Regions from separate parts of the Mus musculus genome. Here regions 1 and 2 are each linked to region 3. A link is a loop called in an ENCODE intact Hi-C map of the cell type or tissue named here. Cell type or tissue: left cerebral cortex. All regions are shown on one strand.

What was found. Peaks named below come from ENCODE experiments on the same cell type or tissue, not always from the same donor. Only the 100,000 strongest peaks of a DNase experiment are listed, where the experiment ranks them.
Region 1: it touches region 3 in a loop (6-fold over the local background); 5 of 42 quality-filtered maps call a loop at or near these places.
Region 2: a loop joins it to region 3, with 10 times the contacts of the local background. A loop is called at or near these places in 4 of 42 quality-filtered maps.

The regions. Positions count from the first base shown.
Region 1 is chr12:29,340,195-29,344,194 of GRCm38, reverse strand. No RefSeq gene overlaps it. Among named protein-coding and RNA genes, the nearest start is that of Gm31650, 97 kb to the left of the region's middle. In left cerebral cortex, CTCF peaks have their summits at 362 and 1,873; DNase peaks (open chromatin) are centred at 439, 841 and 1,893; H3K27ac peaks cover 252 bases.
Region 2 is chr12:29,366,075-29,370,074 of GRCm38, reverse strand. No RefSeq gene overlaps it. Among named protein-coding and RNA genes, the nearest start is that of Gm31650, 71 kb to the left of the region's middle. In left cerebral cortex, no CTCF peak of the experiment used is centred here; DNase peaks (open chromatin) are centred at 1,144, 1,601 and 1,761; H3K4me3 peaks cover 1,403 bases; H3K27ac peaks cover 1,509 bases.
Region 3 is chr12:29,524,616-29,528,615 of GRCm38, reverse strand. It overlaps Myt1l (myelin transcription factor 1-like), which reads right to left and starts at 232. Exons shown (of 25, transcript NM_001093775.1): 1 at 1-232. It overlaps Gm20208 (a long non-coding RNA gene), which reads left to right. Exons shown (of 4, transcript XR_381405.4): 2 at 376-550; 3 at 793-1,144; 4 at 1,482-1,658. In left cerebral cortex, no CTCF peak of the experiment used is centred here; DNase peaks (open chromatin) are centred at 364, 1,093, 1,233, 2,191 and 1 more place; H3K4me3 peaks cover 2,352 bases; H3K27ac peaks cover 2,725 bases.

The DNA.
Region 1 (4,000 bases), 180 kb after region 3:
GGTTCAGTGGGTAACGTGCTGGCTGTGCCTGAGAAGTATAGTGTAGCTCCCCAGGGCCTACATAAATGCTGAATGCTCTACGAGGCTAGCTACATTATCCTAAGCAGTAGCCTCTGAGTTCAAGTGAGAGATCTTGTGTTAACATATAATATGGAGTGCCATTAAAAAAAAATACACCTGAGACAAACCACTGGCTTTCATATGTATACACACACCCACAACACACTTGCACACATATCACATTATGCACAGACATTAAGAAAAAAAAAACCCTCTAAATGAGGCACAGTGACTCACAGAGACCAGCATCACCCCAGGGATGAATGGGACTTGCCTCCCACAAATCACAGTTTGTGTGTGTCCCTAGGGGAAACACTCAGAGTTGCTGGTAGTTCTGAAAATTAATGGATGATTTTAGCCCACAGGGAAACACAGAGGCAGCATCTCCCAGCATCTACTTAGCATTTACTTTTCCAAGTGACAGCCCTTCTCCATATTTCCTTCTTGTAATTGTTCAAAAGATACAAAGCCGAGAGCCCGCACTGTCGGTGCTGTAAACAGCCCGACGCCATGGGAAGCGAGCCACCCTGGCCGCTGATCCATACACAGCTGTGTTCTGAATGGGAATTCTCCTTGCATCTGCATCCTGCTTGACAGCAGCGCCTGGCAGGTTTTATGTGCAGCATTGGCCTTGAAATGCCATCACCCCCATTAAGTGAGCAGTGCAGAAAACATCGAGGGTCCTCAGGCTGAGAAGGGTGTTCAGGGCCAGGAGCTGAACATTCTTTGCTTCTCCCACATGGAAATATCCTTGTGCATTTTTAAATGTAACTCCGGTTGGCCCGCCTCCATCTCGAGTATAAAGCTTGTTCCAAGGATGAGACACACATGGTTCTTTCTCCCAATTTCTCATGCTGGAGTTATCCTTGGCATCAGTTCCAACATCCATCCCTCTCCCCAGTACAGCCCCCAGATCAAGGACCTGCAATCCCCACACTATATATCACAGAAATATGACCTCTCTGTTTTTAGTGCAGAGGCATTGGAAGTGCACCCTGCCAGGCAGCTGTGGTGGGGCAGTGAGGTGAGGGTATAGGGGGAAGGCATGGTGAAGGCTCTATCCCTTGCCAAATTTAAGGTGAACCTCCTCTTCTGGTCAGCTAGTGACAGCACCCATGGCAGGGACCTGATTCTCACCCCACACTGGCTTCCTGTCCTCCCCATCCTCCCTCTCCGCCACCTTCGATACCAGTGTCCTCCTGGGGCTGGAGGAGAGCACAAGGAGTCCTAGCCTTTTCCTTCCAGGCCCCAGTTAAACAAGCCCATCAGAGCCTTGAAAGCTCTCTCTGCCCTTCCTGCCTCTTCCTTTCATCTGAAGCCTGCTCCACCTCCTGGGCATCTGCAGAAGCCTCTCTGCTTCCTGGAGAAGCGAGCTGAGCTCTTTGTCCATTGGCTAACTTGTGCCTTGGTCAGAAAAAAAGATGGAGGCTCAGTGCAAGGCTCTGCCCTGTTTCCTGTACTCTCTGCCCTGCTCCCCTCTCACCCCACCAGGGCATATTGGCATATAACCACCCTTCCTTCAGTCTGCTCCTGTCATGGTGGATAGGCTGTTAATCCTTCAAAAATCCCACTGTGGGGTGTGTGTGTGTGTGTGTGTGTGTGTGTGTGTGTGTGTGTGTGTGTGTGGTCTCTGTGTGGCTACATTTTTATGTGTGGGCACATATGCATTCATATTAGGTCAGAATATAACCTTAGGTTTGGTTCTCAGAATGCTTACTGCTTTAAAAGCTTATTTTTACCCATGTATGTAAGGGATCTCTGTAAAAGTGTCTGCCACACAGTGTGGGTACCTGTAGAAGGCAGGAGTGAGCACTGGATCCCTTGGAGCTGGAAATAGTTGTGAATCACCCAGTTTGAATGCTGGGAACAGAACTCCATATTCTGGAAGAATAGCAAATGCTCTTTAACTGGCTGAGCCTTCTCTCTAGACACTCTCCTTGTTGCTCCTGTTCCTCCTCCTCCTCTTCCTCATACTTCTTGTTTGGTGTGTGTATTTGTTTTGTTTTGTTTGTGGGTGTTTTGTTTTATTTTGGTTTTGTTATGTTTTGTTTTGCTGAGTAGCTTATTGGCCCGGAGCTGGGCTTGCAAGCACATACCATCATGCCTGGCTTTTTTTTATATGGGTTTTGAGGTTGAAATTCAGGTCCTTATTCTTGCAAGGCAAGAACTTTATCTTCCAAGTCATGTCCCCATCTGGGTATTTGTCTTTTAAAAGCACAATGAAGGAGCTGTGTGTCTGGCACGGGTCTGTCCATCTGCATAGTCCTAAGAGAGGAAAGTTGTGAAGGTCTTATGGATGAAATGACGGTGAAGATGTTTAAGTCACTGTTCAAGGTCACTCAGCCTGGAAGCACAGCTCTGCTCAGTGCTGGCGACGCCTGGCCTTGACCTTGTCCTCCTGAGCCTACCGAGCCTCCCTCGGGGAGGGCAGGACAGCATGGCAGCAGCACTGAGCCCATTCAGAATCAGCCTCACCTTCACTGCTTCTTAGGATTCTCCAAATAGCCCACTGTGTTTATTTACAAACCCAGCACCCCTTAGATCCCAGCACTTATGTGGGCGGGGACCAGAAGTCTGTCTGTGTAACCAGACTCCAGGTGAGTCTACACATGTTAAAACTGGGAAAGCAAGGGAGAGAGAGAGAACAAAGGAGAGTGAGTGAGTGAGGGGGGAGCAAGAGAAAGGGGGAGGGAGTGGAGAGGGAGAAAGAGAGAGAAAAGTAAGAGGAGGAGGAGGAAAAATGCTATGCACTTTGCATCTGAAGTATCTCTGCCTTACCATGTGTAAATACTTACTCCAAAGCTACTGGCACTATTAGGGGATGTTAGAACCTTTAGAAAGGAAGGCCTGGTAGGGAGAAATTAGGTTGTTGGAGACTTAAATTTCTTCTCTCTCTCTCTCTCTCTCTCTCTCTCTCTCTCTCTCTCTCTCTCTCTCTCTCTCTGTGTGTGTGTGTGTGTGTGTGTGTGTGTGTGTGTGTGTGTGTGTGTGTGTGAGCAGCTGTGCTCTGCCCATCCTCCCTACCCTGATACCTCTGCACAAACCCACAGTAATGGGGCCAAAGAACCCTGAACTATACTCTATGAAACCATGGGTGGGAAGAAAATCTTTCCTCCTTTAATCTACTCAGGCATTTTACCACAGTAGTGGAAAGTTGAATAAGACAGTGGCATTTTCCATCTGTCATAGCATCACGAGCACGCATTTTCTGTCAGAACCCAACTTCCTCACAGGACAGAGCAGTACCGGAAGTCTTGGGGATGGTGACTGTCACTGGCAGAATAGAGGTGGGTTCACTGATCTGGGAATGCAGGCTGGAGTCTAAAGCCTGAGCCAGGGCAGTGACAGCAGGGCTCCTTTATTTTGTGAAGAACCCTAGATGTTGTTGGGGCTGAGTCCTGCCTACTTGGTCCCAGTGTAAAATGGCTGCTGTCTTTAGGAATGTGCTTCTTGGGTGGGCAGCCTACTGGCCCTGTGTCATCACTACCCTCAGTCAGAGAGACTGTGTACCTTAGCCACCTTCTCCTTCTTGTACTAGAGAATACCTCCAAGATCGAAACATTCTATCCTGTATGGGAGCTCCTTAAGCAGAAAGATAAACAACTCATAATAGCTTCAGGAAGTCCCTGAAACAGACCAAATTTACTAGGCCCTTTCCTGCCAGAGTATGCTATAGGAACAGAGCTGTAAATGAGTTCCAGAAAAGCTGAACTGAAAAAGACCTTTAGATAAACCAAGTTGCAAAGAAGACTGAGACCTGACCAACTGTCTGGAAGAGGTTTAGATCAACTGAGGCACATGGAAAGGACACTCTCCAACCTGTTCAGCTGGTGCTGGCAGTTCAGTGTGCTCCAGCTTACCAACTTTTATGAGTGGTTATTGATGCTGGGGTGAGCCTTGGGGATATGGTTGCCTTTGAGTTATTTCTGCTCCTATAAGT
Region 2 (4,000 bases), 160 kb after region 3:
AGCCGTCTAATCACCTCAGTGACCTCAGACCTCTGGTACAATGGGACACAGAGGAGGCTTGCAGCTCCCACAAACCAGGTCTAGACACAAACCTGGTGTCCAGCCATCTCTCCTCCCCGCCTCACCTTCATTTCTGTTTCTGACCACCACCCCTAGCTCTGCTGTTGTTGATGGACAGCACTTGGGAACTATCTGTCTTCAGTGTGAGAAGAACTAGCTTGACCAAACAACCACAGTGCCCAGCCCTCTCATCCAGCCCGTTAGCCAGTGTTTCTAAAGAGGAGGAAAATAAGGCCTGGCAAGTCATGATGGCTTTCTAGGCCAAAATTAGGGACAGGGTGGGTGGTCACTGGAACACTGGCACCAGTGAATGCTGCACCCCAAAGTGTAGCCTGGATGAGGATGAGTGAGACTGAGAGCTCACGGCATCCCTGAATTCTGTAGGCAGCACAGGTTGCATTGTCAGGGTAGTTGCTAGGACCTGGTTTGTGAGAAAGGCCATCTTTGTGGCATTGGCTCTGGAAACTCCTTAGGTAAGAGCTGGGGACCTCCCACTCTCATGACTGGACTGGTTATATCTAATCTCACCTTTGCAATAATGAATGCTTGCTTATCCATTGCCCAGGTGGTATGCACAACTGAGAATAGCTCTCAGAAGACCACCCTTTGTTCTGGAAAGAAGGTTCTCTGTGTGTGTCCCCAGGGGTCTGTGAAATTTAAGCTTCTGTCCAAAACATGGGCCTGAGGTTTGACATCAACTTCTAGAAGAACAAGAGATCCCACATAAGCCCGCTCCAGGGTCTGTGTATCATTAGGAGGTGTGGTGAAAGGCAGGGATGCATGCACAAGCAGAGGGGCTGCATCTCAGTGGAGAAGAAAACTTGGAAACGGACAAGGCATGTCCAGACCTTCTACTGAGCCCACCCCCCAGTGTGCACAAAACCTGGCCTGGGGGGATGCAGTGACCCCTCGGCTCTCTAACCAGCTCAGTGAGCTCAGACCTCTGATACAATGGGCAGCAAAGGAGGCTTGCAGCTCCCACAAACCAAGTCTAGACACTTGGTCTCCAGACACTCTGACTGCTGCCTCCAGTCTCCTCTCAGCGCTAGCTTCCTGACACCCCCACCAACACCCCACCCCCACCCTGGCCCGAGCTGTGGCGAGGAAGCTTGCATCCTTTCTTCACGTACCTGAGACCCTCTTCTCCTCCCTTTCTGGTGAGGTGAGAGAATGACCTGAATAAAGACAAAGAGGTAAGGGGTCTTCCCCACACCCACGAGATTGCCTGGGCCCATTTGCTGCATGGATGTCTGACAGCCCAGAGAGATCAGACAGCTGAACGCCCTTGCTGTCCTGGAAGAGGCGGGGAAGCCTCTGCATTGCTGTTCCAGGAATCCGCTCTGGAAAAAAGCCGCTGCCAGCTCTGAGTTCATTAAATGGCTTCTGCCGTATTAATCTTTTGTTTCTGCTTAATGGAGGTTACAGTGAATGGGAGGAGGTGAGTTCCCAGGGCACAGGGCTCAGTGTGGAATCACCATGGGAACGGCAGCTTGATCTCCATTGGGTGACTAGTTCCCGAGGCCCACTCAACATCCTCTTTAAGGGCTCAGAGTGCAGGCTGTACCCTGTTCATCAGTCTGCAGGCCAAAGGGAACAGAAGCAAACAGATCTGCAGGTCACTGGCTACCACGCAGCACTGGCCCCGTTCGTGCCCTTCTTGTCCCGGAGGGCTCTGCTAGTACCAGAGGGAAAACGCTGAGTCAGGAGCTTTCTGGCGAGCAAAGAGCATGTCCGTGGCCCTGCTTTCCCGGCAGACATTTTCTGAGCACGGAGGGCGAATCCAGCTGGCAGAGGAGCCGGGTTAACTAACCAGAGCCTGCAAGCCACAGGACCAGGGCTACATAGGGAGGCAGAGAATCAGAATCAGGGAAGCAGCAATAATCCCTGAGAAATACAACCCAGCAGCCCAAGGCATCCTGGGAACCAGAAGCGACTGAGAGTGGGCACAGTTGCTATGGTTTAACTGATCCTTAAGGACTGATGGGCGCTCGAGTTGTTTAATTCTGTTTTCTTTCCCCAGGTGTTTTCTTTCAGGTTCTTCTTAGAGCCTGAAAGCTGAACCAACAGTGCTGATACAGGAACAGGCAGGACCAAGGCCAGGGACAAGGGGCATGGAACTGAGAGAGAAGCTGGCTTTTCCAACTATAGGGACCCCACCTCTCTCTCTCTCTCTCTCTCTCTCTCTCTCTCTCTCTCTCTCTCTCTCTCTCTCTCTCTCTCTCTCTCTCTCTCTCTCTCTCTCTCTCTCCCTCCCTCCCTCCCTTTCTCCCCTTCTTTCCGTTCTTCTTTCTTTCTCTTCCTTCCTTTTTTTAAATTGGGTATTATTTTTTAATTTGCATTTCAAGTGTTATCCCCTTTCCCAGTTTCCTCTCTGGAAACCCCCTTTCCCATCCTCCCTCCCCCTGCTTCTATGAGGGTGTTCATCCACCCACCCACTCCCACCTCTCCGCCCTGCCATTCCCCTACACTGGGGCAGCGAGCCTTCACAGGACCAAGGACCTCTCCTCCCATTGATGCCAGACAAGGCCATTCTCTGCTACATATGTGACTGGAGCCATGGGTCCCTCCACGTGTACTCCTTGGTTGGTGGTTTAGTCCCTGGGAGCTTTTGGGGGGGGGCGGGTCTGGCTGGTTGATATTGTTGTTCTTCCTATGGGGCTGCAAACCCCTTCAGCTCCTTCAGTCCTTCCCCTAATTCCTCCATCGGGGTCTCCCTGCTCAGTCCAATGGATGGCTGTGAGCATCCGCCTCTGTATTTGTCAGGCTCTGGCAGAGCCTATCAAGAGACAGCTATATCAGGCTCCTATCAGCAAGCACCTCTTGGCATCCTCAATAGTGTCTGCATTTGGTGGTTGTATATGGGATGGATCCCCAAGTGGGGCACTCTGGATGGTCTTTCTTTTACACTTTCCTTCCTGCTCCACACTTTGTCTCTGTAAGTCCTTTAAACAGGAGCAATTCTGGGGTAAAATTATGAGAAGGGTGGGTGGCCCCATCCCCTACTGGGGGCCTTGCCTAACCTCTGGATATGATCTCTACAGGTTCTCCTTCCCCTTTGTTGGGCATTTCAGCTAATCTCATCCTTGTTGGGTCCTGGCATCTGGAACTTGCTGGTGGCTAACCCCAGCTCCCCATCCCCCATTGCTATACACCTCCATTCAAATTCCTGACCATCTATATATCATCCTCATTTCCTCCCATACCTGATCCTGCCCAGTTAGAACATTTTACCCTGATCGTCTAACTGCAGTCACCTCTGGTCCTGCGGACTGGAGTTTTGCTGTAAGAACTTAGGATGAACACAGTTCAGCCAGGCACATCTAAGCTCTAAGCCTCTATTCCTCTACCTAGGGAGCTCAGAGCCCTGTCATGTGCTCTCCTGTCTGCCAAGACCACCCTTAGGGGCTTTGGCTTGCTTCTTGATCTCATGGCCTCAAGTTCCAGGATATAACGGGTAAATGGATGAATGTCCCAGGTCGTCAAAAAGTCTGTTTTCAACAGTGAACATCTGTACTCCCAAAATATAAATCTGTTTTTTATTCTGTGTTATGATCTCAGTGAATCCAGTTATATATTCATCCACCCACCCACCTATCCATCCGAAAATATTTATTGAGTGCTATGTCTGAACTGTCTTTACATCCACAGAGCTCACAGTGAAATCGGAATGTCAGGGTTTAATGAAATAATTTCATGAACCAGTGGGATTTTTCATGTACAGCAAGCACCAGAATTTAGAGAAACCAGCAGAAATTAAGAATGTGTGCCAGGGAAATATGGTCAGGACACAGTGGAAAAAGACACTGCCCAGAGGATGTGACATAGGCCAGCAAGAAGAGATAAGGGTAGAGGACAGGGCCCAGAGGAGAGGCAGTGGTGTTGATTCTATTGACAGAGTGTATACAGGTTTGGGACCAGGAGAGGGTACTCTGAAAAGGGA
Region 3 (4,000 bases):
TAACCCACAGTCCAGGGAATCAAAAAATTGAAATACACCCACCAACAATGGGTGAGAAACCAGGAGGCCTCCAAGAAGACTGCAGGGAGAAGCTTTCTCGCTCTGTTTTGTGTGCAGTAGCTTAGGGGGAAAATGTCGCGCGGGCAGGAATGACACATGCAGCAGGAGAGGCTAGCGGGCCTAAGAGATCTGCTTTACCTCCACAGCCAGCCCCTAATGCACGCAGCTCCACTCATCCTCTCCTAGGCTTTTTTTTTTTTCCACTTTTTTTTTTCACGAGCTCCAAATCCCCGGCATATGACCTTCTGTTAAATAGATAAAAAAAAAATTGCTTATCAGTCATGCAAATGAGGCTGAATTCATTTTCCACAACAGATGGCCTCATAGATAATGATGATGGAAGAGAGAAAATTGAATGTCTCTCACAAGGTGGCCATGGCAACCGAGAGCAGAATAATATCAATAATAAGCTCACTGCATAATAAGGTTGTCAGTCCTACAAATCAAAGTCTGCAGCTAAATCAGGTATACCACCCCAGCTAGTTACCAGGTATGTATGTGTATGTGTGTGTGTGTGTGTGTGTGTGTGTGTGTGTGTGTGTGTGTGTGTGTGTGTGTGTGTGTGTGTGCATCTATGTATACGCTGACCATGAGAATAACCAGCAGTCCAAGCCACTTAATGTCCAGGGGTGGGGTTGGGGGGGGGCGTAGTTGCTAGATAATGAAATGACGATCCTACAATTTGACAGTTTTTTCTTTTCTTTTCTCTTTCTTTCATTATATTTTCTGCAGTAGCAGATACGGTTTCATGAAGGACCGGCTAACTAGCCATATTGAACTGTGGAGTGAGCCTGTGGGTGAGCTCCCCTCCCGCTAGCCTCCTCCTCACTCTCCCCTCTGTGTGCCCTGCTGCATCCTGCCTAGATGCAAGAGCAGCTCACCCGCCGCCGGAGGCTTCCACCTTGGCTCCCAGGGGGACATCCTGCAAAATGAATCAGCAGCCATCCTGAGCAGGCTGATTAAAATGAAAATGGCAAGGCACATGTCTGGGCGGAACTGGAGCTCGGCTTTGTTGCCTGTCTGACAAGCACGCTCAATATAGCTCTTGCTAATAATGGCTTACTGCCTTTCGGTTTTTAAAAAGGTATCACCCTTTCCTCTTAACCGACTGCTACTCGCGTGTGTGTGTGTGTGTGTGCACGCGCGCGCGCGCGAGCGCGCGTGTGCTTCACATGTGTGTGCCACGGGGGTTGTGGGGGGACGGATTGCTCGATTCTAATTTTCCACTGCTCACATGCAGACAGCCCGCCTGACAACGCTGTTATTTTAAAACTGAACTTAGTTGTCTTTCTTCTGAGGAAAGTGATGGTTAAGTCTTGGATGTGATGTGGAGGTTGACAAAAACAGGGATTTCTAGCCCAAGCCTTAGCCACAGAGCTGGGGGGAGGGGGTCATCTAATGCTTGCCTCTTTGGCTCACAGCCCAAAGCTAGAAGCAGCCCAGGTGAAGCCTGCTCCTGCTTGAAGCTTTTCTACCAGACTGTCTCCATTCTCCGGATCTCATGCAGCATACAGTCTGAACATGGGAAAATAGAAGCCACTGAATGCTGCAGTTGGACAAAGTTTATTGCAAATAAATCTCATTTCTTTTCAAAAATTCCCAGGTGTAACTTGAAAATCCCTTTTTTATAAACCATATTTTTAAATATCTATATCAAAAATTTCAGGTTTTCTTTTTTAAGACATTGGGACATTAAATCATTTCATCTCTCTTCCTCAAAGAACACAAAACAAAACAACAACAAAAACCTCCATACACAAAACAAAAACAGCTTGATTTTTTTAAAAACTCATTTATACTGTGCATTTCCTATCCATTCTACTGCAAGTTAAGGGACCATTCAGTGACATTCTCTCAACTGCTCTCTTGGTAACAGATAAATGATTCTGAGGGAGAGCTACCAGCACTGCTCTTTCTTTATCTTCTCCTGTAATCCCTGCCTCTCTCTGAGCTGTGGCTCTCCTCCTGCTTGGTAGTCATCTTGCGGCACTGTGACTCAGAAATCAATAGAGCTGCCCTGGTGGGGACTCCACTCCACAAGGAGCAAGCTGCTGAGGCTCTGGCTCTCTCTCTCTCTCTCTCTCTCTCTCTCTCTCTCTCTCTCTCTCTCTCTCTCTCTCTCTCTCTCTCTCTTCCTCCTCGTTCCCCTCCTCCCTCCATCTCTCCTCCCCACCCCCAGAACTAATGACGTATGTGCAGCCTTTTCAGCTGATTGGGTACCATATCGGATGTTCTCTGAAGCAAAGAATAGGAATCATTCGGTCAATAGAAAAAAAAATGGGAGCACGAATTCTCCTATGTCCTCAACCCTGGTCCCAGGAGTCCCACACAGGCATCCATCTGGGCGGTAGGTAGACCATCCACAGGTTGTGTGGTCACTCCAGGGTGACGTTAGAACTGAAATTCGAGTAGAATGAAAATGTGTCTCCCTTTCTATGAAAGACAAAGCATCCCTTTACAAAACACAAACAGGAAAAAAAAATCCCCAGGATGCTTTACACATCCAGGTGACATGGGTCGTGGGAGGACGGTACCACCTCAGGGTTCAAATGTGTACCAAGACCACAGTGTTTCTAAGGGAGCCTTTGAAAATGTAGCACAGACAAAATGACACAAATGTACACCTGACTGACTCTCAGTTGAGTTAGTGATGAATTTAGTTTCCTACTTGAAATTTATCCCCCAATATTCTCTTAGATTGGAAAAGAAATCCCCATATAGGGAGCTGCTATAGTTTAAATCACAGGTTTTTCTATGTCTGTTTTCTCACATGAATGTGCATATCTGTGCAGATACAAGTATGTTAGAAAGCAGACAGTACTTGTGTATACCTGTATTGCATATATGTGTATGCGACAGTATGTGTGCTTATGAGAGAGAGACAGAGAGAGACTGTGTTGTATTATAATGTTGCCTTAATAGGTTTGGTCACCAAGTGTTCTGGGTGTCTCTCCCTGATATGACAGGCCGATGCACTGATGTCTTATCCTTAGGGTGGGTTCCATGGAGTCTCCTGCAAAAGGGCTCTTCTTACACTACACTGCTGCCTTCAACGTCATCTGATCAACTGTGACTGCCCTTTCTCTAGACAGGTTCCCCTGAAGCACTGCTGTTCTTCCCACCCATCCCTGCATATCTTCAGAGCTGGAGACACACATGACAAGAGAGAGAGGGAGAGAGAGAGAGAAAGAGAGAGAGAGAGAGAGAGAGAGAGAGAGAGAGAGAGAGAGAGAGAGAGAGAGGAGAAAGCATAAAACCGTTGGACAGGAGCACAGCCCACTCAAGCATGTGTTTGGCAATTATGATTTGGATGCACCAGACAAGCTATGGTATCTTAAAAATTGAAATTAAGTACTCTGCAGTAAAGCACAGTAAAACCATTCAGGGAGCATAAAGACCGAGGGACAGTCATAAGACCATTTAAATTCAAATGTGCCCATAGTTTACAGTTAAACTATACAATAAAACTATTCACGTCAAAGTATCATTCTTTTCTTAAATTATTTAAAATACAATACATATTGCTCTTAGAAGCCCACTTTAACATTTAAAGCCGAGCTGGGTGTGGTGGCACACGCCTTTAATCCCAGCACTTGGGAGGCAGAGGCAGGTGGATTTCTGAGTTCTAGGCCAGCCTGGTCTACAGAGTGAGTTCCAGGACAGCCAGGGCTACGCAGAGAAACCCTGTCTCGAAACAAAACAAAACAAAACAAAACAAAACAAAACAAAACAAAACAAAACAAAACAAAACAAAACAAAACAACCAAATTTAAAAAAAAAAAAGAATTAAAGCCTGCCTCCATTAGGAAACACACACTTACCTCATTTTACTTGTCCTTATTTATTTGTAAGAGAAAATAAATTTGAATATGCAGTCCCTTCTAACAGGTATGCCCTCCAATTTAAGACAAAGAAAATAAATCCCTGAAATTGTTTATTT